Linked DNA regions of Mus musculus: all the other regions are linked to region 3. Evidence: chromatin loops called from intact Hi-C (ENCODE). Cell type or tissue: heart. All regions are shown on one strand.

Region 1 (8,000 bases), 370 kb after region 3:
AATGACTGTATATTAAAAGATATTAATTTTTAAAAGAATCGCTACCATTAAAAAGACAATTTTGATCCCAACATTTCTCTAAAATAAGACAAGGTTATATATCCCTAAATCCAGCTTGAATTAAATCTAAAAAATGAACAAACAAATCCACAAAAATCCCAGACCCCACCTAGAGAAGGCAATAGAGAAAAACCAGTCATTTAGGTTTTCCTTCCTTCCTTCATTAAAAAAAAGAACAACAAAATAAAATATAAGATAAAAACAAAGCTCATCACACCAGAGTTGTACAAGTCTCAGTTTCTTGCTACTGGAAATGACAGTAAAAGGAGCAGAACCAATATCTCCACGGCTCCTTTCAGACCAACAGACAAAGAAAACCACTAAAAAATACACTTATACTATTGGGCAGATGGCATTTATCACTATGACTACACTTAACTCTAAACATAAATGCATTCTTTTTGTTTTGAGACTCCATGATTTGTAGATACTGAAGGGAAGACCAGGTGTCATGGCTTTTTACCCGTTGTCTATAATGCTAGAAGGCACAATTCAGTCAGTGGTTGCTATCAAATGAAATCTTGGGACCAGAAAGCTTCTGTGACTTTAAAGTGAGTGGCCAGTTACTGGCAGCATTCTGGTGTTTTCAAAAGGATGAATGTAAGTTTTCAGGGTAACAGCATGGTAAATAAATAAAGCGAATAAAATAAATAAGATAAATAAATAAAATAACAAATAAGGACACCAGGTCAGAAGAAAGCTTTCTGGTTTTCATTTTGCCTTTTCCTTTGACCATATCAAAGCCTCATTTGTAACCAGGCCTAATACTCTCCCCTTGCCTATCACAGCTCCAACAGACATGGTGTGCCATATGGAAGGTCAGGAATGAGGGTGATTACACCCAGGTTCATACACTCAACCTCATTGGAGAGTGTTTTTTAAAACAATGTTTCTCATTCTCGAACCCTTTTCCTTATTGGGAGAGTGCTGGTGGGGTGACAGTAAGACAGCAGGAATGGATGTGTTTAAGTGTGTAGGTGGTGTGTGCAGTAGGAGACCGAGGGAGGCAGAAGCAGCATCATGCTGATGAGAGCAGAGGTGGGCGATTAGGGAGAGCAATGCTCATGTGGATTTTTCAGACTCTGTCCCAACTCTTTGGTTCCTTTTCCAACACCCACGCAGGGCCCTGCTTTTAAAACATTCCATTAGGACAAACGTTAGTACATAAAAGGACAGCTTTCCTGCAGAGGTACAAGAAAACTACATCTTAATGGAGTTGAAAATCTAGACTGCTTTAACTTCACCATTTAGTGCCATAAGAGAGCAAAAGGCTGCTAATGTGCTGGTTATTAATGTGCCAGGTTCTGGTACTTTCAAGTTAGTCTCCCAGGAGACTGGCTTGCTACTTTCAGAGGTCTGCTAGTCAGTAGGATATCAATTCTAATAAAAATGCCTGCCTCTCTTTTCCAGCTACTCTGTCCAAAAGCCCTGACCCAGTGGAGGATCCTGGATCACCGTTTCATAAACAGACTCTGCCTGAGGACGTCTGATGTGTATGTCCCAAGGCCTAGGCTCCTTTACACTGCCAAGAAGAAAGCAAGTGCTCCTTTGTTACATTAACACTCAGAAGGAAGCTTGCCTCAACCAGAGAAGTTTCAAACAAGCTGAAGGCCTTGTTGATGCCCTTCATACCTAAAACCACAAATGACTGTAAGCAAAGCACTCATCTCCCATGTACCCTGTGTTCCTCCTATCAAGCCAATTACTTTCAATATTTCTATAGCAACAGCAGCTGAAACATGCCCATTGTGGGCTACAGCTTCTCCATCGTATCACAATAAGGTCACTCAGCAGATTAATCCAATAGTTTCATGATACAAAAATAACACACTTGCTCATTCCTTATCTATGACATTAGGGAATTTTAACTTTATAAACAAAAACACCCTGGTACTTGGAGGCAAATGATGTACCCAACATTATAACCAGACAGATAGGACCAAGGTAGATAGATTCTATTTAAATCATTTTACTTCCTAATAAACTTAAGTGCTCTTAATTTTAATCTTTTTATTTATTCAAAACTATAAGCATAATCGAAACGAGTCATTTACAAGATCATTTACTACTACTGATATAAGCATCAGTTAAAATAACTAGGACATAATATACTTATTACATTGACCCAGATGAATCTAAATAAATCTAACAGGGAATAACATATCGTTTAATATATGAACTCACTGATTGCAACAGGCTTGTCAACCAGAAACAGTTTTCTAAAGAAATATTTTAAAGTGTTAGGTGTGGTGGTATATTCTATGAAACTGGGGCAGGAGGATCACGTGTTCTAGGTCAAAACTAAGAACAGCAGGCAATGTCCTAGAATTACTGATGTTGATAATTTGAGTTGATAATTGTGATGGTTTGAATATGCTTGGCCCAAGGAGTGGCACTATTCAGGAGGTGTGGCCTTGTTGGAGGAAGTGTATCAGTGTGGGGTGGGCTTTGAAACCCCCCTCCTAGCCATGTGTGAGACAGTCCCCTCATGTTTGCCTTCAGAACAAGATGTAGAATTCTCAGCTCCTTCCCCAGTGTCATGCCTGCCTGGATGCCACCATGCTTCCCACCATGATGATAATGGACTGCACCTCTGAAAGTGTAAGCCAGCCCCAATTAAATGTCCTTTATAAGAGTGGGCTTGGTCATGGTGTCATTTTATAGCAATGGAAACCCTAAGCAAAACAATAAACTACATTTTAAAAATTATGTTACTTTTAAATTTTAATTTAATTGTAAATTTAGTTTATTTTACTTTTATTTTAAAAGTATTTTATTTATTTTTTATTTTATTTTTATTTTATTGTACTTTATTTTAAATAAAGATATAAAATTTTCACTCAATTTTCTTTAAGCATAATATAATGATAAAGGAATGGAAAATATACTTTTGCTTTAAAAGGTAGTTCATAAACATACTATAAATCTAAGTAGATGAGAGGCTAAAAGTGAAGATTGCCACTGAAGTATGGTGTGCATATATTCATATCAGGTACTTGACAGAAAACAGGTAAAATACATGTGAAGAGAGCTATACCACCACACTGAATCAAATCTGTTTAACTGTAGATGCAGATACACAAAGAATAAGAGCTCAAGAGACCATAGGAAAGAACTAATGTGATTAACCAAATATGATGAGATTACTGGGCACTGAATGTCAGGGTATACAATATTACATTTAGATATGATTTTAGGCTTATCAATAACCAATTCAGAAGGAAATTTAAGTTTTGTTTTACAGGTGGGAGGCCTTACTCCTGGATCAATAGTCAAGCATGAGTGGTTGGTGCTTACAGAGAAATAATTAACTAAGCCATTGCCTTTGCTATTCTTATTATATCTTATTCCATCAATTAAGTAACAACAAACCAAACACAAGAACAGAAAGAAAAGAGTCCCATGGACTGGCACCCAGGGACTTGCTTGTCTTGTCTTATTCACAATGTCTTTGGGACACCTGTGTCGAGCCGTGTGATACGAAGCTGGATCCCACGAGCAGGGTCTTCTGCTCTAGAACTTTAGCTCCTGGAGAGACAAGCAATCCTAGCACCGCCTGTACTAAGTCCACCTGCCATGCAGCTTGTTCTAATTCACACTCTCTGTTTCCCTCTGAAGTTCTGATGCAGCTTATCAGAACTGTGAAAGTTTAGAAGGAGTTGGAAGTGCCGATACCTCGGTCAAGGGCACGAGGTCCAGGCTGCATCCTGGAATCGATTCTGAACAGAGAGGGCCTTTAGGTAAAATGGAACTGAAGTCTGAGAAGATTTCAACCTTTCTGGGTAGCTATGAAAGGAGGCCATTAAGTCAAGGACCTCAATGACAGGGTCTTATGAGGGGGAGAAAACACAGAAAGGATAGTAAGGTTCTCTATTATTTGAATTCACTCAGCTCTTCCATGTGTATGATTAAATATTTCCCACATACTCTGCGTTGCTTGAAGTGCAGAGTGCTATGACACACAACCTGAACAGAGGGAGCCAGCGACTTAAGCAATCTCAAGGATCATATAATAGAGTCTGGATAATAGAATCTGCCACACTATAGAAAATGACTAAAAACATGAAACTGAAGCTTTGTTGTGCACCGAGGTAAGCAAACATTAACAAAAAAATGGAAGATAGGTATATCCAAGAAGCAAACCAGCTTCCTTGAGCTAAGTGAGTCTGAGTCTCACTGCACACATACGGAATGGTGAACAGGTCCCCAAACCTAACTACTAAGTACAGATGCAACATTTGTAGAATAGCTTTTCCTCAGTAGACTAAGGGTGCTTACAAGGGTTGCCTCATTTCATCCTCAGGGAGCTGATGGAAAAATATCCCATTATGTCCAGTATATAGATGAGAAAGAAAAACCAGGGCTTGGAAAGAGCAAGTAACTTGCCCACGACAGAAAGCTTTGACTGAATTCTATTCAAACTCACGTTCTTTGCATGCTGCTACAGTTTCCCAGTATTTTATGTAAGACCTTTGCTTACAAAGCATAAAAATAAACAGCTTAAGATGCCTTCCACAGAAGCATTGTTACAGTAGCAATGATCAGTGGCACAGTAAAAAGGGACCAAACAGGAGCTATAAAAAGGTTACTGCTCCCTGCTAGACGAGAGCTAGATGGCTGGACGAGGCTTTGCTGACTTGGCTGCCAAAACTTGCAGCAATAAACGATTGCACAAGGCTGTCCTGAGTCGCTAGAAAGTGCAGCCCACTTAAAAGAGGTCAGAATTATAAAAGGCCTTCCTCTTTTCAACAATGATTTCACAGGGTGGTACTTGAAGAGTAGAATGATGTAAGAGGTGAGGTTTTGCTGACTAGACTTTTTCTTATTGTAGATGCTGCTGCTTCCAGATAGACAGGGCACTGCTATGCTTATCGTTACAGTCTGAACAGCTAGTGACATGCAGCACTGCCCAAGTCGCAGGACAAGGAAGAAATGTGACTCTGACTGATGGTAACCAGAAGCCACCCTACGCCTGTGTCTCTAGTCTCACTTCTAAAGAGAGCAGTTAGGCGAGTGACCTGAAAACAGTTCCTTTCTCTCCCACCTGCTTTAGCTGATGGGATTATAATGCTGCCACATGTGTTTAAGTTGTTCCTGGAAGGAAAACAAAGTAAGATGGAAACCAAGAGATGAAACGTAGAAATGTCAGTCGTGGAGAACTGTTCTTTGTGCCACACATCCTTGGGTTTCAATGAACTTGAGTTTTCAGAATTTTGTTACCAACTGTGCTGGCTTAATTTTATGTTAACTTGAGACAAGCTGGAGTCACTGGAAAGGAGGGAACGTCAATGAAGAAAGCGCCATCATAGATCTGGCTGTAGGCAAGTCTGTAAGGCATTTTCTTCATTAGTGGTCAATGGGGAAGAGCTCAGCTCATCCTTGGGCTGGTGGTCCTATGTTCTATAGTAAATCAGGCTGAGGGAGCCATGGAGAGCAAGCCACCAAGCAGCATCCTTCTATGGCCTTTCCCTCATTTTCATCAGTGATGGACTGCTACCTGGAAGTATGAACTGTTTCCTAAAAAAGCTGCCTTTGATCATGGTTTTTCATCACAGTAGCAGTAATACTAAGACATCAACCAAGGCAGAAATTCCAATAAAATTAAACTCTGGAGATCTACAAATTTCTGAGTCCCTTATTCTCAAGGTTTCTTTGCTGTTGAAATGCCTTGACAGAGGGTGCAACTGTGACTAATTTTTAGGTTTGTAAAAAGTACTACTTTTCCATGGATATGTTCAACAGATAGATCAAAACCAGAATGACAGTAAAGGAATTTACTTTGGGTATAAAGTTTTCTTATTAAGTAATCTACTCTATCAGAAGGTAGCTAAATAGATTAAATAGCCATATAAAATGCTAAGGAAATGTTATTTATTTTTAGTCACTAAGTTTTGCTATTCAAAAATAGCTTTGTTCTTTAAAACAGAAAACCATTTCTAGCTCAGTCAGAATTAGAATGCAATTCTCTTTAATACTTTATAATAAAGAGTTTCTCTACACCATAGACAACCTGGGGGATTAGGGAGGTAAAATGATTCTGCAGAGATAATTAGTCCAGAAGTTTAGAAGGCCATTGACAAATTCTGCCACCTGCTAAGTCTTTCCTAAAATACTGAGATTTCAAATGCATGATAAGACTGTATGACTCTGAGAACAGGAATCCTTCATATACATGACAGAGAACATACTGTTCCTATATACATGGATAAAAAACACAGGCAAGACAGCTTTCTGGCTGACCTTTGGTTGAAAGGCAGCCCCCTCCTAACACAATTTTTGACCTCATGTGAACTGTAATTATATAGAAAAAAATACAGTATGTCAATTTACATGTGTACACATCTTTTGAACGTCAAAGAACTGATGGTGACATTTATATGGAGTGACTTGTATTTGGTCAAATAAGACAGAGCAGATGAAGACCTAATGTGGCAACTTACAATGTAGCAGGGCTCGCAGTATGCCTTCTTCTCCACGGCATAGAAAGGCTGCCCTCGGAGCTTGACATCACAGACAATGCAGGTGAAGCAATCCACGTGGAAGACCTGATCCATGGCAGTACATCCTGTTCCTTCTCCAACAACATTTTCCCCACAGCGGGCACAACGGCCTAGAAGATAAGGGGTTGCTTGTTACAGAGGAATTCTTAGACCTGTCCAATGAAGTCAAGATGAGGGAGACAGCTGATTTATCCTGCAGTAGCAAGAGACATAGCATTACTGCCTTTGCTGAATTAAGTAGCAAGCCCACCAAGATCTCCCCTGCACATAGCGGGAATCTCCCAGAGTCAACTGAGCAGACAGCTAAGGCTCCTGAGAAGGCAATGGAGGGAAACTCATATGCTTGATGAAGGGGCCTGGGCACTGTCTCTAATCATATACAGGTAGGAGCAGGATTCAGGATACTGGGGTTGAAAAGCACAATCTACTGAACAGAACAATTCAGGAAAGCCTCCGTCCCTGGAAGAGTCAGTACATCAGTTAGTGTGTGTGTATCTTGTCTACATTCAGACTTCATATCTAAATTCAGACTCTTCTGTAGCTGGCCCTCACTGATGGGAAGGTCAGCTGTTTCCAGAGCACTGAGGCTGCTAGACCATTTTGTTCTCCATGGAGCCACTACTGCAACTCCACCCTGACCGTTCCCCATGGTTCTAGTTCTGATTTCTGGTGATCTTGAAGCCAAGTCTCATTCCACACACTTGACATCATATAAGAGACTAGAGTCCAGTCAGCACTGCCTCTGAGTCTGCACTTAGTTTGAACATATCTACATCACTTAATGGCACCATATACTGTATGGTTGGGAGTTCCTTAAGAACCTGCTTCTCACTGTCTGTTCTATAAAGCTACAGTGTGTGTGTGTGTGTGTGTGTGTGTGTGTGTGTGTATCAGATTAGATTTTAAAGAACATATTAACATTTAAACAGTAACAGACTATAATCTAGCATAAAATTTTAGGATTAGGTATAGCTCAGTGATAGAGCATTTGCTTAATATATACTAGGATCATGTGTTCAAACTACAGGACCAGAAGGAAAGAAAGTAAATAATGGGACAGGGTGTGTATTACTCTGAGTGGCAGCTTCTGTAACCCAATACCCTGGGATCGTAAGGGCCATAGTCACCTTGACTCCTTATAGTTCATGTCTACTAGGCAGAAACAAGATCCTACTAGATAACCATAGGCAACTAGGAATATCAACAAGGACCTGCAGCCTTTTGCAGGTCATAGACCTAGCTTCATGAATTGCCAACATTTTTTGAGGCTCTTGTATTAACTCCTTTCTAATTCATGGTACCCTTACATGGGCATACTACCATTATTCTTACTCTAAAGAAGAGGAAAGTAAGTTGCAGAAAATATCTAACTAACTTCATGCCTAAACATCCTTGGATAAAGTATCTATTCCAGCCCCACAGCTGCACTGCCTGTTCATC
Region 2 (8,000 bases), 350 kb after region 3:
AAATAACTATTGTATTAAAGCACTAAGTTTTTAAATATGCAATAATAATATAACATAACATCAAAAACATATAGATGTAATATGTTGTCATTAATTTAACTAGTATTGGTGTGCTTATACACACACACACACACAGACACACACACACACTACCACCACTATGTGTGTATGGTGGTCAGAGGATAATTTTGGGCATCTGCTCTCACCTTCACCATGGGCTCCAGGCATGAGGGCAATAGCCTTGTGAAGCAAGCACTTTAAACTACTGAGCCCTGGGCCTGGCCTTGATGTTTATTGAGTTCCCTTCAATGTAAAGGTCATGGCCAGATCAGCACCAGCCTAAGGCTCTGATTTCTGGTGCAGCAGTCCTTCCTTCACTGCATAGACTAATTTCTGTCACTTTTCTCCTTTGTGCTGGGGCTTTTTTTCTTAAAAAAAATCCTTGGTTAGCACATGAAAATGCATTCGGAAAAGGTTGCTTTCTTTTCTTTGCTCCCTCCTTGTCCTACTGAGCCCAACAAAATATAAATTGAGAGCAAGACAGTGGCAGAAGACAGTACCTGAGTCATTCAAACTCTGCTGATCATTCACTTTAAATTAGACCCTCAATCAACCTAGGCCTCCCCACCCCAAAGTTTTTATACGATATTTTATTGTTATGTGATTCAAAACAATGCTAAACTGTCAATGTCAGGCCTCAAACTTGAAAGTCTGGTTCAATTGATCAAGGATATAGACCTCGGTACGAGAATTAAAAAATGAAAATTCCCATGTTAATTCTAATACAGCCAGAGGTCAGAAACACTGAACACACATTGAGAACTGCCAACTACCAATGCGAAGCACCCATGTGTAAGTACTGTAGCAGAGGATACAAGGCAATGTTGCCAAAACACTTCTTAAAACCAGGCTCATTTTATTTCCTGAACGATGCTATCCTTTCTTGTGACTTCTGCCCATTACTCATATGGTCTCAGCCAGAGGTTCATGAGAAATCTCTAAGAAAGGCCACCTGGATGTCAGCTAAGAAAAGGACTCCTGGCTGGGCATGGTGGTACATACCTGTAGTGCTAATGCATACCAGGCAGAGACAAAAGAATTGAGTGTTATGTAGAAGCCTGGGCTACATAATGAAACCCTGTCTCAAAAAACAAAACAAAAGAGAACCAAAAGAAACAAAACAATACCTATAGAAACCAGCACCAAATATAACCATAAAAAAGAAGAAAGGAAGGAAGGAAGGAAGGAAGGAAGGAAGGAAGGAAGGAAGGAAGGAAGGAAGAGAGGAAGGACAGAAATAACTGTCTCCTGTCCTGCAAGGGAAATTATACACTTTGTAAATCTACCACATAAGACAAGAATAAAAATAAAGTCCCTGGTAGGTAAAGGCATGTGAGTTCATGAAGGTTCCAGCTGTGCCCAGTATCTGCCATACTGATCTGCACATGAGGATGCAGCTTCCCAAAGGTTCTCTTGGTGACTGGACAGAGAGGCAGAAAAGCTGCCTCTGCACAGGAGTGGGGTGGCTTCCAAGAGAGCCCGAATATGAATATCCTATTGAATAATGAATGCCACACACATGCCACAAAGGAAAACATGGGCCTCAGCGGGGCAGGCTGCTGGTTACCTGTGCTTCTGCACAGCAGTGAAGTGAGTAGCTACATCACCTAGGGGTCGGCCTCAGTTTTTCTCACTAGGGTGGAGGAAGGCCTGATTATCTTTACATTTGCTGCTCTGTTCCTCCCTCAAAAGCAACATCAATTTCCTTCTGTCAGCCAGCCCCTCAAGAGAAGCTAACGGCTACAACAGCTGGGCTGTTTGAGATGTGGACCTGTGCCCACCAGAGGCACTAGAGGCACACGTCACTTACAGTCCCTGGACTTTCCCCACATCATGATTCACTTCTATTCTTTAGTTTTGTTTTCTTTATGAGCAGCTAGCCTCATACCAAAAAGGGAGGGGAGTTTAAACAATCCTTTATTAAATTTGTTCCTTAAGAATTTCATATGTGTGTGTGTGTGTATGCATGTACATTTGTATGTATGTGTGTGTATACAGATACATATATACATATATACATATATATTCTTAATTACTCTTAGCCTAACTTCCCTTCTCTCCCTCCTACCCCAATCAACCCCAGTCCTCACAAACCAGTCAGTGTTAGTTAGACATTGTTTTATTCTAGTCTACACAATGTGGGGGAGATGGAGAGAATGTAAAAGCAAACTGAAAATAATTTTGGCAACATTCGTAGGAAATGACTAAGAGGATCGGAAATGCAATTTCATGTAGCACGGTTGTGGAAACACTTAACAAGCACACAACAACTTACCACATAGCAATCCGAGAGAGAGAGAGAGAGAGAGAGAGAGAGAGAGAGGAAGGATCAATCCTAGTTCTTTGCCTCATATTCATTCAGACCTCATATTCATTCAGAACTTCTCACTTCCTGCCCCTTGGTAAAAAAGCACTGAGAAACTGAACTCAGGTGTGAGTGCTTGCCTGCTATGCCGAACGTCCCAGGCTTGACCCAACTATGGCCCAAAGAATACAAAACAAATTGGAGTCCTTCTGCCCCAGGGGAAGTTCATTACTGATTGGGTACCTGGAAAATAAATAGGCAATTGAAATAGAGACTTTTAGATATTTTGATGGGGGCAAAGAGGAGGCTATCACATAGGGTACTGGGAGACTAAGATCTCCAGAATTTTCTAATTTTTAGGAGTTCTTGGCTAGAGGTGAGGATACAATAGGAAAGGTTGCATGTTCTGTGAAGGGAAAAGATTTGTTCAGTCCCAGAGGGAAGATGAAGTGTCCATTTTTTAACAGATTGGTGTGTGTGTGTACACAACGCCAAATAGATTCAGCAGCGTGTGAGTGTGTGTGTGTGTGTGTGTGTGTGTGTGTAATAATAATTTGAGTAGAAAACATCATAAATTTGAGAGAGAATGGGAAGAGAACATAGGGGATTAAAAAAGACAGAAAAAGGTATGGAAATGTAAATACAGTATTTATACATACATGTATGCACATGTATGAGCTTCTCAAAAAAATTTAAAAAAAGATTAAAAGGCTTCAATGTATTTAGCATCAAAGAGGTGGCAGGAAATGTTATGGCCTGTGGGGTAAGAAGACAGGAAATGATTTTTAAGTTCACTTTTGTTTATACCATATTAACTTATTTCTGTAGTCAAAGGAAACATTTGTATTTTAAATATTCAAATATCATTTAAAATAATTAAAAGTTGGCTAGTCTGACTACTACTGACTCATGGGAGCTGAAGGCTATCTGCCCTTTATCTTGCTGGGAAAAAGACTTAACTTTAGTGCAGTGTCAAAGCCAGTATAATATGTTGAGACAAGTTGTCAGTCTCGCCCAGATATGACCAGCTCTGCTTGTGTTCACTTACTTGCGTGTGGACATATACTTGTGTGGACTCTGAAACTATAAGCCAGCCCCAGTTAAGTGCTTTCTTTGTTAAGAGTTGCCATGGTCATGGTGTCTCTTCACAGCACCAACTAAGATAGTAGCTAAGGGAGTTTCTTCTTGAAGTTTCCATCGTCACTATGAAGAATGAAGCAAAAGCATCCCTTAAGAAAGGAGTAGGGATGAGGCAGATAGAAACTGGGTAAGAATGTGAGATTTATGAACTGCTTGGGAGCAGAAAGTAGGAATGCAGAGTGGACTGAGGCCCAGCTCTAGGTTGGTCAGAATGTACAATGACATCACCATGCCTGGCTGCATGGTTTTCTCTCACAATAGTCAGCTGCTTTGGCAAGCAAAAGACAAGTAGTGCATTCATCCAGGTTGAAGTACTGCCAGGAGAGTGGAACAGGAGGGAAAAGCAAAGGATGTCAACATGAGACAAATGCTCACAGTATACTTATAATCTACTTGCTATAAAATATGTGATGTGATAGGTGTTTCCAGGGTTAAAGTCAATAATGACAGTCAGTATTACAGGGGCCCAATCAGGAGGGGGACACTGTGCTGGCCGCTTAACACAAATGAACTCATGTAGTATTTGTGACAACCTAACAAAATTAGAACCACTTTTTTTTTATCAGCCTCCCTTAATAGGAAGAAATACTTGCAGAAATCTGAAGGACCTTAGTCTCTATCAGTTCATCTTACACAATAGGAAGCAGCAGGGTCTGTATTCAGATTGATTCCACTTGAATGAAGAGACGAGTTATCAGATTTTTCTTCCAGCTTTAAAGGGTCATGTATGTGCCAAGGTGGTCTTGAGCTCATTTACAGCTGAAGATAACCTGGAACTTCTTAACCCTCTGCCTCCACCTCCCAAATCCTGGGATTCTAGGCTTACATGCCACTACAGTGCTGAGCAAGCACTCGACCAACTGAGCTTCTTCAGCAGCAGAGGGGTCAGGATCATGTGGGATACTACTGCTGCCAGGCTCTGAACCTTCAATAATTCTTCAACTGGATTCCTCAGTAGCTCATCTAACCACCTGCAGTGACTCTCTGAATCAGGATCAGCCCTCCACCTCTGCTCCCATCAAGACCTCTTTGAACTCGGCAGCCTCTTTAACCTTTTAGTAGTCATTCTGTAACCTTCCGATATACATATAATTACTGTAGGAAGTGTAACGTGTGATCCGGGAGTTAATATTAGTAATTATGATCGGAATAAAAGAACTGTGTTTGCCAACTGCTAGCTATCATGGGAAATTGAGACTGCTTTGTAAATTGCAGCCTAGGAAACTGATGTTGTTTGCAAAGTCAATAAAATTCTAACAGTGTGGAAAGGAACAACCGTGTTCCTCTGTATTGCTGTACAGTGTGTTTGGTACATAAGTTCAAGGCAGATGTGGCTATTAGGCTACAATAACCTAACGCTGGGCTACACAGTGAGACACTGTCTAAAAAACCCAAAATCCAGACAACTAAAGGACGAGCATATTTCCAAAGATCAGAATTACAACTTTTTAAATTAAAATAATAAGTTTATTGGCAAAAGCAAACCAAACAACCACCCTTCCTTTTGAAAAATGCTTAAATATCCCTCCTACCCTGGTATGTTGTTCACTGGGTAAGAGGCAAACAGTGGAAGGCGACCCACCCATACAAAGGGAGCAAAGGCCAGAAGTACTGGGTTTGAGGGAGCCTTCCTTTTGGAGTTCACTCTGGGAGCCTCTGCTATCACAATCTCTGGGCTTGAGCCCGGCATGAATTCACACTGATGCTGAACACTCTATCCTTTCACAGTTTTATACTGTCAGTTTTACTAAATGAAATAAGTCTTTGTCCATAAAGTCTGCTCTATAATCCGGTTTTACTTATCAACAGATGCGTGTGCAGCTTGGCACCTCGCTAATACCTATGTCTCTCGAACAGCTATCATCAGGTACTTGCTCAGAAGGGGCGGTGGCAATTACTTCAAGCTGCATCAATCTATACAAGTGCAATAACATTCTTTGGTTTTTAAAGGGCATCCATTTTTTAAAATTGTCATTTGAAAGTCTTTGGAAAACATGCATAATAATCTTAATGATCCCATTGAGTCGTTTAAATTCAAATTGTGGAGCATTTGAAATACCATGGTAGCAGCACTTTCCATAAATTACTTTCAAATTCAATACATTCCTACACACACACACACACACACACACACACACACACACACACACTTACACACAAGTACCATACAGAAAAAAATTTAAATTACAGTTTCTTTTTATCTTGTCCCACTTAAACTTGCTTGGTTGATAAATTAGTGCTGTAGTGTCTGTTTATACATTTGCCTGTACTTTTTAAAAAAATATGCTTTTATGATGAGCTAGGTTTTAGATTCCCCTCAAGGCAGATAACTATTTCCCAGTTGGCTTGGCTTCTGCATGCATGTGTTCTCATGTCTGTGTGGGCACATGTATGTATGTTTTGGTGGTTGGTAATGCAAACCTGTTTTATTCATTTACACATTTGCACAGATGCTGAGGCTAAGTCTAACAGGGGGCTTCTGCTAGAGAGAATATCTTGGATCTCCAACTTAACCCAGAATTAGACCCACCACACCTTATAATCTCTTCAGATGCAAAGAACTTGCCACTCATGTTTTTGGAAAACATTTGCTCAAAATGCCTGCTAGAAAGAGTTCAGAACATGGATAAGTATAGAAAAGAGCTATGAAACATCCTTATAGTTCCAAATGACCAAAATAAAGTGACCTAGAATGTGGTTTCCTGGTAGAGTTCCAACCTTGTAAAATTGACAAAATCAATCTCAACTTCTCTTAAGGACAGATTTCCTTAAAGTAGGCGGAAGAGATGTTCTTAGCCACTACATGCTATTGAGATCCCATCCTTCAGGTGGAGGCCACTGGGAAGTATAACTATCATAAAGTTATTTATTTTCCTTACAAATAATCTTAAAGCCTTAACATCGAAACCTAAATTATCTTGTGCTATGCTCAAGGGTCAAGAGAAAATCTCCACAGAGATTTGGAAGTTAGAGGGACGATCACTGCATCTCCAGCTGCTCTGAAAGGAAGGTCAGCAGAGGTTAAGCTCCTGCACATGGCCCCAGGTAATGTGGAGACAAAGAACATGGAAACACAGGTACCCTTGGCAGACTCTGTCATGCTTAGATCAACTGCAAAAACTCATCCCCACATTCTTCCATATCCCTACCCACTGCCCAGCTCTGAAGACAGTTTATGCGCATATGGTATTGAATTTTAATTTCTACTATCCAATTGATGGTCTATTAACCACATTTAACAAAGATTGTGGTTTCTTTTAAAAATCTAGAGTACAGAAGGTGCTTAGTAAGGTGTACTTCACAGATTGGGACATTAGGATTTACAATAGGTGGACTTTATGGATTGGGCCATTTAGGCAGGCAACTAGGCTACAAAGATGAGAAAAGTGGACTCCCAGTCAGACAATGAACATCAAAGCCCCATCCTCAGTGATGAGCTATTGGGTATTTTCACAGGGCCTTGGTTCTTACACATCTATCCTAGAAAACACCTGCTTCATGGGATTGCTATACATATCAAAGGAAAAACAACTTTGAACATACTTTGGGTACATGAATTCAAGTATAAGATATTACTATACTGAGATATTGGTTATGTGTTCAAGGGTATATAATTAACATAGACAGGGAACAAGCTGCCAGGGATGGGCCTTAGGAAATAATGTCCCAAATTATGATCCTTTGATATGCTGTAGACTTTGAGTAGAAGAAAGAGACTGGACACTTAAAGGCCACAGTGTCCACCTCCTTCTTTCTCTCTAAAGTGCAGGTCCATCTTCTTCTGGTTAGTTTATTTGACTAAGTCCAAAAGGAAGACAACTGTCATGGGTTGCTTCCCTGGGAATCTCACTAACCAGGGAATACAAACATTATCAAAGGAATAGAGACTGGAATTGAACAGAGCCCCACAGCTGACCATAGGCTAGGCTCTATTTTTCTAAGAGTTCATTACTCTTTAGTAATTACTCTTTAGTAGCTTGTTCATCCTCTAAGAGACGGGTAAAGGAGTTTCCTTGGGTAGTCACTTTCCTGTCTTGGGCTATTCCCATGTACTTAATAAACTTCAACTTTCTCCTGGTTATCTGTCAACTCTGAGTATACTTCATGGATGCAAGTGTTACTCCTTCAGAGGGTGGGAAGAAACTTTTTCTCCTCTCTACTTAATACCATCCAGCAGCAATTGGGAACCAAGTTATTATTTCCTGAAAATATTGAATAATAAGCTGGTTTTCTAGGCCCAGGCCAAATGGTCCAATGCAGCCCATCCTGGGGTTCTCTGACGCTGGTCAGCTTTCCCGTGGCCCCAGGGCAGGGCTTGTACTTTTCTCTGATCTCTTTGCAGGGCCTGGATCTCTGGAGCTTAAGTCAGAGAGCGCTGCCTTACTTTGTTGTTTGTCTGACCCTTCTCAGTATCCCAAGTGCTCTGCTAGAACACAGCTAACTCTGCTATGCTCTACATTCCAATGCAGGAGCTGGCTTGGGCTCACTCTACGCC
Region 3 (8,000 bases):
CCTGCATACATACACACAATTAATATAAAATAAAATAAATCTTCTAAAAATGAAAGAAACGGCTACATTAATTGCTAAAAGAAATTACTAAAGACAATGCCCCTGTGCCAATATTGCCGAGACAGGGTACTCAGCAACTGTGGTTTGACTTGAAGAAAAGCTTGACAATTAGGGATTCACAGAAGTCAACCATAACAATCAAATTACATCTCTCTAGATCACTTAACACAAAGTAGATGATGCCACTCGCAGGTACAGAGAGAAAAGGATAGATCCTAAGAGAAGCAGACACTGACAGAGTCACTCATGCTGAGGATGAAACACAGGGTAAGAGCTTGGCCTCTGACTGGTTCTGTGGGTATGGTGACCCAAGCCTGACCCCCAAACCCAAACAAGGTGGAGAAAGTGAACAGAACCCACAAAGTTGTCCTCTGACTCTCACATGTGTGCCGTGGAGACATGTGCTCCCACATATATCATATGCACAGAGAAAACAAAATAATAATAATAATAATAATAATAATAATAATAATAAATAATAACAGTTTTACAGAAAGAATAGGAGCCTGTGCTCTAGCCCCTCCATCCCAGACACCAGATGGCACTTAGGACAGCTGTTGCTGCTAGATTTTACTCCTGCATTTGGGAGACCTGATGTGTAAAGCTAATTTGGCTCCCAGTAAAGATGAAAGGACCTATTCCTATATACATGTGTCCTAGGAACAAACCGTCCATTACTCAAGTTCAATGGGTTTCTCTATCACACACAGCCAAATTAACTTACCACCATGGGTAACCAAAGACAACGTTATAACCTATTCCAAAGCCTTTGGTTGTAGCGTAGTTGGGGTCTGATTTGTATCTCTGAAGTGTGTCTCAGACACTTAACTGCATAATCTGCTGCTGAAGTTAGAAGTCTGTAGCTGGGCTCTCAGCTCAGTCTCCTCACTTGCTGGGGTCTCCGAAGCTGGGTTATTCTTACTATTCCAGTGTTCTGTATCTATAAATGGTGTCAGTCTATTGAAGCTCCAAAAACACATAGCATGGGGATCATGCACTCTGATATATGTGCCATGTGAATTGCATCATCAAAAGAATGTAAACCAGCACTCAATTATTACTGGTTGAAAATTACTGAGCAATTTTAGTTATTGGTCAAAGTTTGGGACTCTTTTTTTCTTCCTTTGCTTTTTTGGGGGTTTGCTTGTTCATTTTTGTTTTGGGTTTGTGGCTTTGTGAGTATTTTGTTTTGTTCTTTTAAAAACAAACAGGAAAGGGAATGGGAAAGGAATACTTGAGATCAAATCAATTAAAAAGAAATTCAAGGCACTGTCAGAAATGGATATTTCTAGAAAATCAAGTCAAGCCTTACTTACTCTTCAAGATGGAATGAGTGAGGTCTTAAGTCCCAGCACTTCCCTGGGACAGGCAAGGGTATCTAGAGATGACGTAGCATTCTCCATCTCTCTATTCCCATCTTCATCTGTCCTTAGTGAGCTTCAGAGAGAGGTGAGCAACTGCAGCAAGAGGGGAGGAGCCCCGATTCCCACTTGAAATGATTCCAGGAAGGAAAAAAAAATGTGTAACCACCTGACTTTGAAGCATCTTTATAGATCCCAAATGTCATCCATGTTCAAATGGATCCTTATAAGTGACAATCCATTGATTAGACAATTGGTCATGCACTGTGGCTGAGGACATGGGGGAGCACCATGGTTCTCTTGCTCTAGAGTTTGCTGAGGGGAAGCGAGCATGAAATGAAGAGTTCTGCCACTGACTGAAGTGAGTAAGAGTCTCCTGTTCCACTGCCTTGCCTCTAGTCATCAAAAGCAAGCGGCTGTGGTACATTTCCATTTCCTTTAATGAAGGCTAGAACAGCCCAAAAGCATTAGCTATAGAGTGTGATATTCACTTGCTTAATGTTTATTGAACTTGGCAGCAGCCATATAAAAGAAGTCGGGTCTAGGAGCTCTCAGGGAAATAACAATGAGCCTAAGGAAGATTCATTGTGGAAGTAGTTATCCGGCCACAGGGAACACACTGAGCACTGTGGGAAAAGTCACTGAGTGAGTTAGCATCTTTGCGTGAAGGCTTCCAAGGAAAGGTGGGGGCCGGGTGGGAAGGCATGGCAGATAGTGGCCAGATGGTGAGAAGGAGGCAGTTCCGGACACAGCCTTGAAACAGCGAAGTTATGTGGGAGAGTGAGAGCAAACTGACCCTGCCGTGCAGATAGAGTGGGCAAAGCGTGAGTAAAGACAAGGAACAAGAGGGCGAATCACAGGAAATACTGCTTGGTGGGTGGGAATCTGCGGTTGGCACCAGAAATGGCATTGGGGAATGGAATCGTCTTTGCCCATCAGGAGGCCACTCACGCTTGGTCAATTATTGGTCTGAAATTTCTCACCGAAGGCAATGCCATGCAGCCAGCCGCACTCTGTCACAAATCGGGGTCCTGCAGCCATATAGCGGAAAGTTCTTGAGTACAAAGTGAAGTTTGAGTATAAAGTGTGGTTCGTAGACCGAATGCCGCTGTGAGATGTGAGGTGATGCTTCTCATAACTGCATCAGGCAATCTGTGGGTTGGGGATGACAAGTAGGTTGGAGACACCTAATGTGGGTTGATACATGGGGTGGCAGACAAAAGATGCTTAGTAGAGACTAGAGAGATGGCTAATACCAACCTTTCTCTCACAAAATAAAACTAGAAGCTAGGGATGAGGGATCTAGGTCCTGTTTGGAAACTGACCAATAAAATTGGGATGACCATGAAACTAAATGTTTAGAACAGGTCTAGAACAGGGGACTACTATCTCAGACCTGATTTATAAGTAGCCTACTGTAGGCTGGACAGTACAGTGGGCTCTAAAACCACAAAGGTGTTGATCATATTAGGTTAGAACCTCTCCTGCAGCAGGGGTTATTAAATGTGGCTCTATTGAGCCATTTGGCCTGTCAAAAAGTGTTGGCATGCACCAATCATGTGGGACATGGTGTTGAAATGACTTTTGACCTACAAACTCTGTCTTCAGTCATAACCATGATGTTTCTATGTATTTCAAATAATGACTTCCACTGATGAATACTTGGAAAGCTTATGTGCAGACAATGGAGGTCTGCCTTTTATCAGCAAACTCTGACCCCATTATATTCTGGCTTAATGCTCTAGAGCAGACCTGTCTCCTTGGTTAGGCATTTCAAGGATCCTGGGGTCTGATCCTACCTTTGTCTCAGTTCGTTCCTGTCCCTTCTTTCCCATATCCCTTATCAACAAGTCGGGTGCTAACCTAGCAAAGGGGTGTGCTCTGTATGTAGAACAAGCCTCCTCCTTTTTGTCAAAGTGACAAAGTGACAAAGGATGCTTCAAGACTCAACTCAAAGGTATTCTTCCCCATGCTACGTCTTGATAACACCTTGCACATTTTACTTTAAATGCTAGCATGCCAATTAAGTCTACTGGACTGATTGTTCCTCAAGGCCAGAAACCATGTTTATTCATTGTTGCTTTTCTATATAGCGGACCCTTTTCTAAGTGAAGAGGCTAACTCAAGCTGCAGTGCAAACTATGACCACCAGATGGCAGTAGGTGGACATTTTGTCTCTCTCCCAGCATGAGGGAGAAGAAGGGTTTGTAACAAGTGCCTTTCATCTCTGCCCTTGCAGACAAACGTGTCTCTGAAGACAGAAAGAAACCTTTGACTGGCTAGTCGGATTCCCACACCCCCGAATAAGAATAACAGGTGGCCATTGTATTCTCCCTTTCCTGACAACTCTGTCCCTTAGGCTCAACTGTATTCCATGATGCAGGAACATAGATATTTCAGTTTGATCTTCACAAGGACAAGGTGACCGTCTTCTCAGGAACTGGGAGGAATGGTCACCAACACCCACTGATGGTCAGCGTCTGTTGAGGTCCCAGAGCTTCCTGCCCACATCCATCTGTCAGACCCGAGCAACTGACAAATGTCAGACAAATATCCAGTGCTGACATTTTTTTCTAAACGTTGTTATTGTATTTTTGCTTGACATGTAATAGGTATACATATTTTTAGGCACAATAGGCGTTAGATATAAGAATATTTTGAAAAATATAAATAAATAAAAATTAAAAATAAAAAAGAACATTTTGTGTAATAATCAGTATGGTATTTTATCATATCTAAATTACCTCAGCCATTTATAATCTTTTATTGTGAGAACACTTAAATTCTTCTCTTGTGGAAGGTGTTTGGAAATACACAGAGCAATACTCACCATAGTTATACAGTTGTGCTTATAGTGACAGACAGACCGTCTTCCTTTTACCCAGTTAGGCATAGGCCAGACTCTCCCTTCCTTCGCCTCCTCTCTGCACTGTCTGATTACCACTTTCCCAGTCTACACGTATGACATCAGCTTGTTTTGATTTCTCAAACGGGTGAGGTCATCCCTGTGGTATTTGTCTTTCTGGGCCTGTCTTGTTTCCCTTAGCTATGCCCTCCAGACTCATTCACAATACTGCAAAGTTAAGAAGTCAACAAGTCTTAATGACCAAATAATATTCTTCTGGGTATAGATAGACAGAAGTCATAAACGTTCCACTGATGGACCCTACCATTGATAACAATCCCAGGCTTTCGTGAAAATCACCAGCAATTCCCTGCGCATGTGTAATACTGTGAAGCTAGTGTCTTCCCTGAGGACTTGCCAGCTTAGTTGTTGAGCACAGTGAGACAGCCCTAAGCTTGAACTTTGAAGCAGCCTAGAACCAGAATCCCTGACTTCTTTGTGTTTGCTGGTCTCTGAAGTGCCCCAGAAACCAAGGGACTCTGAAGTGATGCCCAAGCCAACCGAACAGCTCTAGAGGCACGCAAAAGTCCTCTCAGCCCTAAAGTAAAAGGGCCAAGAGTTTCCCTTCCTCGTTCCTCTATCACAGCTAGCTTACACTCTTCTCTACCCTCTACTGCCTATTGGCATGGTAACCGGGATGCAGAAAACGGGGGAAGTGTCTATTACTCTCTCCATAATTCTTGACAGTCCAGCTCCACCAGTTGTTCCCTAAGCCTATTCTCCTGGTTATTTTTTTTGGCAGTTTGACATAGCTGGAGTCATCTGAGAAGAGGAAACCTCAGTTGAGAAAGGGCCTCCAACAGACTGATCTGGAGGCAAGTCTGGGAAGCCTTTTCTTCATTGATGGTTGCTGTGGATGGACCCAGCTCACTCTAGGGAACCTTCCTCTAGGCTTGTGGTCCTGGGTGCATAAGAAAACAGGCTCAATGAGCCAGCAGCCCTTATCTATGGCTTCTGCTTCAGTTTCTGCCTGCAGGTTCCTGTGTTGGGATCCTACCTCGAACCCTTTCAATGGACTGTGACTTGGGATACATAAAGCAAACACGCCCTCCTTCCCCACTCCAAGTCGGCCTTTAAAATTTTCAGCAGCAGAAACCAAACTAAGAAAACTATGGGCTTTAAAAAAACCACTATTAGAGAAAACATCATCTTCAAGTATGAAGCCTAATATTTGAGTAAGATTCCACAAAGCCTAACTTCTCTTAAATAAACGCAACCCTTTTAGTTCTAAGAGACTCTAGGTGTCTTCCTTGAAATTAAGTCTCTGAAAAAGTACCCTTCCCCCAAAAAATACACTGTTTCATACATCATAGAATGGGTATGATGCATATGTCAAATAGACCAGGGATCAAAATCTGGCCCAGTCATATCCTGACTCCCTTCCTGTGGTAGGGTTACATTGCCTCTGCCAATCGAAGCTTCCTTATCTATAAAAGCAGCTTAGATGATAAGATAGGCAAGTGTTGAGGAGAGTTCCAGTGTGCCACACACAAAATAAGTGCTAGCAATTATCATTAACATTCAAATCTGCAGAAGTAGAAGCGAGAAGACACAGCTCCCGAGAAGTAAATCTTGATGTTATATTTAGCCAATGCAGAGAAATGTAAAGATCCCAAATCTCTCCATAAATCATACTAGAACCCATTCTTTGGGGGAGATCCACATAGAGGCCTTTCTTCACTAAGACTTACTCAGATAGTAAGCTGTGACAAGCTAAGAACAGGTAAAGAAGATACAACATTTACAGCATGGTCTCTGCCCTCAGTTAGCTCACTGGATATGAACATCTACCCACAATACTTAGTATTCAGTGGGTGAATGTACCAGCCTGGTACACACAGATTCAGAAGCCACCCAGGAGGGAGTGAGAGTCCCTGCCCCTCAGAGGACCCTGAAAGGCTATCATGAGCTAACCTTGGTCTTCCTGGCAATGATTCTACCCAATAGCATTGTCTTTGGAGAATACATTATGAGGTCTCATACCTTTAACCTTAGCACCAGCTGTCCTTTCTGAATACTCGCCTGCTGGGAAGTGGAAAATGGTCCCAAGTCTTCCTCATGAGCTCTGGTAGCCTGGCAGCTCCTTCTTCCCCAGCTGTGACCTCATGGCATATCTGAACTGCATCTCTTTATTAAGAAAATCAATGTTCTGTAGCTGACATAAATGAACGAATTTCAGTGAACCTCTCCTACACTCAGTGCTCACCACATGTCAGTCATAAGAAGGAAAGCCAGCAAGCCACACAAAGACGTCTTTGGTGCCCTGGTCACCTAGATTCATTGAGGGGAAATTGCTACACAAAGGCGTCTAAGGCCATCTAAATTCTATTTCCTTTTCATTCCTTCCAACTTCAAATTCATTCCTTAAGAGAGTTCAGAACTAATGTATCAATACTCTTATTGGCATGAAATCCTTTTGTATATATAAACATTGAGATGAGATCTTTTTATTTTTTTATTTTCCAATGTGCCTGCTTAATCGAACTCTCACTAACACATGCTTTTGGGAGTTTGTCGTGAGAGAAAAGCTTCCATGCGACTTGATGCTCTGAGTATAGTCCTGATGCCTTCAGTTCCACAGCCACTGTACTACTTATGCTCAGCTTCAGTCTGCTGTGTTGATGCCAGTCCCCTTTACATAGTCTAGGTCATTTTAGATAGGACTCTTTAGTTACCATTGTCATTATTGCCATTAGTTTGGTGAAGTGGTACAAGGAAGCCTTGGCACACTTCTGTTTGGGTTCTTGTGTTTCTCTGAGAAGACAAACAAAGCTGTCGCCACGTGATGAGACTGAACTTGAAGAAGCATTGCCTGCTCAGAGTTGCCTTGCTGCAGATGCTTCACGCAATCAACAGGCAGCCTCTTCACTCGTGCTCCAGTGCAGGCTCTGTCTGTGGACTTGCCTTTTTGATCAACACGTAGTTGTACTTGTTGACAATTTGTGTGGTGATTTGGTTGAAATACACAGTGAGTACAGATCCAGCCAGGGAAACCACCTCTTGTGCTAAACACATACAAGTTACTAATTTGATATACATAGTTTGTTGTTGCTAATTATATTGACACCAAGGCATCAGGCCAAAGAACATGAGAACCTACTCATCCCCCAGAATACCATCCATGGATCAGTGATCTCAGCATTTGGTTTGAGTTGGGTGCCATCTGCAGATGGGCTCATCCCTTTCTTTAAAATAACCAAGTCATTAATACAAACTATTGAATCGGCAAAATAGCATCCAGACCTCCCTGGAAACCTCCATGGAATTCCCTTCCCCTTAGGAGCCATGTTGGCCTCATAATGAGAAAAGAAGAGAATGTGGTGTGAGCCTGCTCTTTTCTCCCCATTTTACACACAGTCCCAGCACAGGAGACCCTATCAAACCCAGTACTAAAGCTTTGTAGTCTGCAGACTTACAACCCTAGTGAGCAGGGCAGGAAACACAGTGACTATGGCAAATTCACATCTGCTCCTAGGCGTCAGTGACTTTCCTCAAGATAAATGGGAGTCAACTCACGATGATCCACCTGTCTGAAATTTCAACAAGAACCAACATAAAAGTCCCTACTTTCTACCTGCTGCACATAGCCTGTGGTCAACAGCAAAGTGCTCCCCTTTCTGGAAAGGGGAAATTCTAGAGTGAGCAGAGAACTACTGTCTACTCCCAGGGCCCTT

The links. A loop is a pair of places that touch in the nucleus more often than their neighbours do. Peaks named below come from ENCODE experiments on the same cell type or tissue, not always from the same donor. Only the 100,000 strongest peaks of a DNase experiment are listed, where the experiment ranks them.
Region 1: a loop joins it to region 3, with 2.6 times the contacts of the local background. A loop is called at or near these places in 4 of 42 quality-filtered maps.
Region 2: it touches region 3 in a loop (2.4-fold over the local background); 4 of 42 quality-filtered maps call a loop at or near these places.

What each region holds. Positions count from the first base shown.
Region 1 is chr16:24,888,460-24,896,459 of GRCm38, reverse strand. Lpp (LIM domain containing preferred translocation partner in lipoma) reads right to left here. Exons shown (of 13, transcript NM_178665.5): 10 at 6,501-6,670. Among named protein-coding and RNA genes, the nearest start is that of Gm22672, 8.3 kb to the right of the region's middle. In heart, no CTCF peak of the experiment used is centred here; a DNase peak (open chromatin) is centred at 4,719.
Region 2 is chr16:24,904,870-24,912,869 of GRCm38, reverse strand. All of the region lies in intron 10 of Lpp (LIM domain containing preferred translocation partner in lipoma), which reads right to left. Among named protein-coding and RNA genes, the nearest start is that of Gm22672, 25 kb to the right of the region's middle. In heart, a CTCF peak has its summit at 1,828; a DNase peak (open chromatin) is centred at 3,779.
Region 3 is chr16:25,259,530-25,267,529 of GRCm38, reverse strand. No RefSeq gene overlaps it. Among named protein-coding and RNA genes, the nearest start is that of Tprg, 23 kb to the left of the region's middle. In heart, a CTCF peak has its summit at 3,560 (motif pointing right); DNase peaks (open chromatin) are centred at 3,599 and 4,409; H3K27ac peaks cover 313 bases.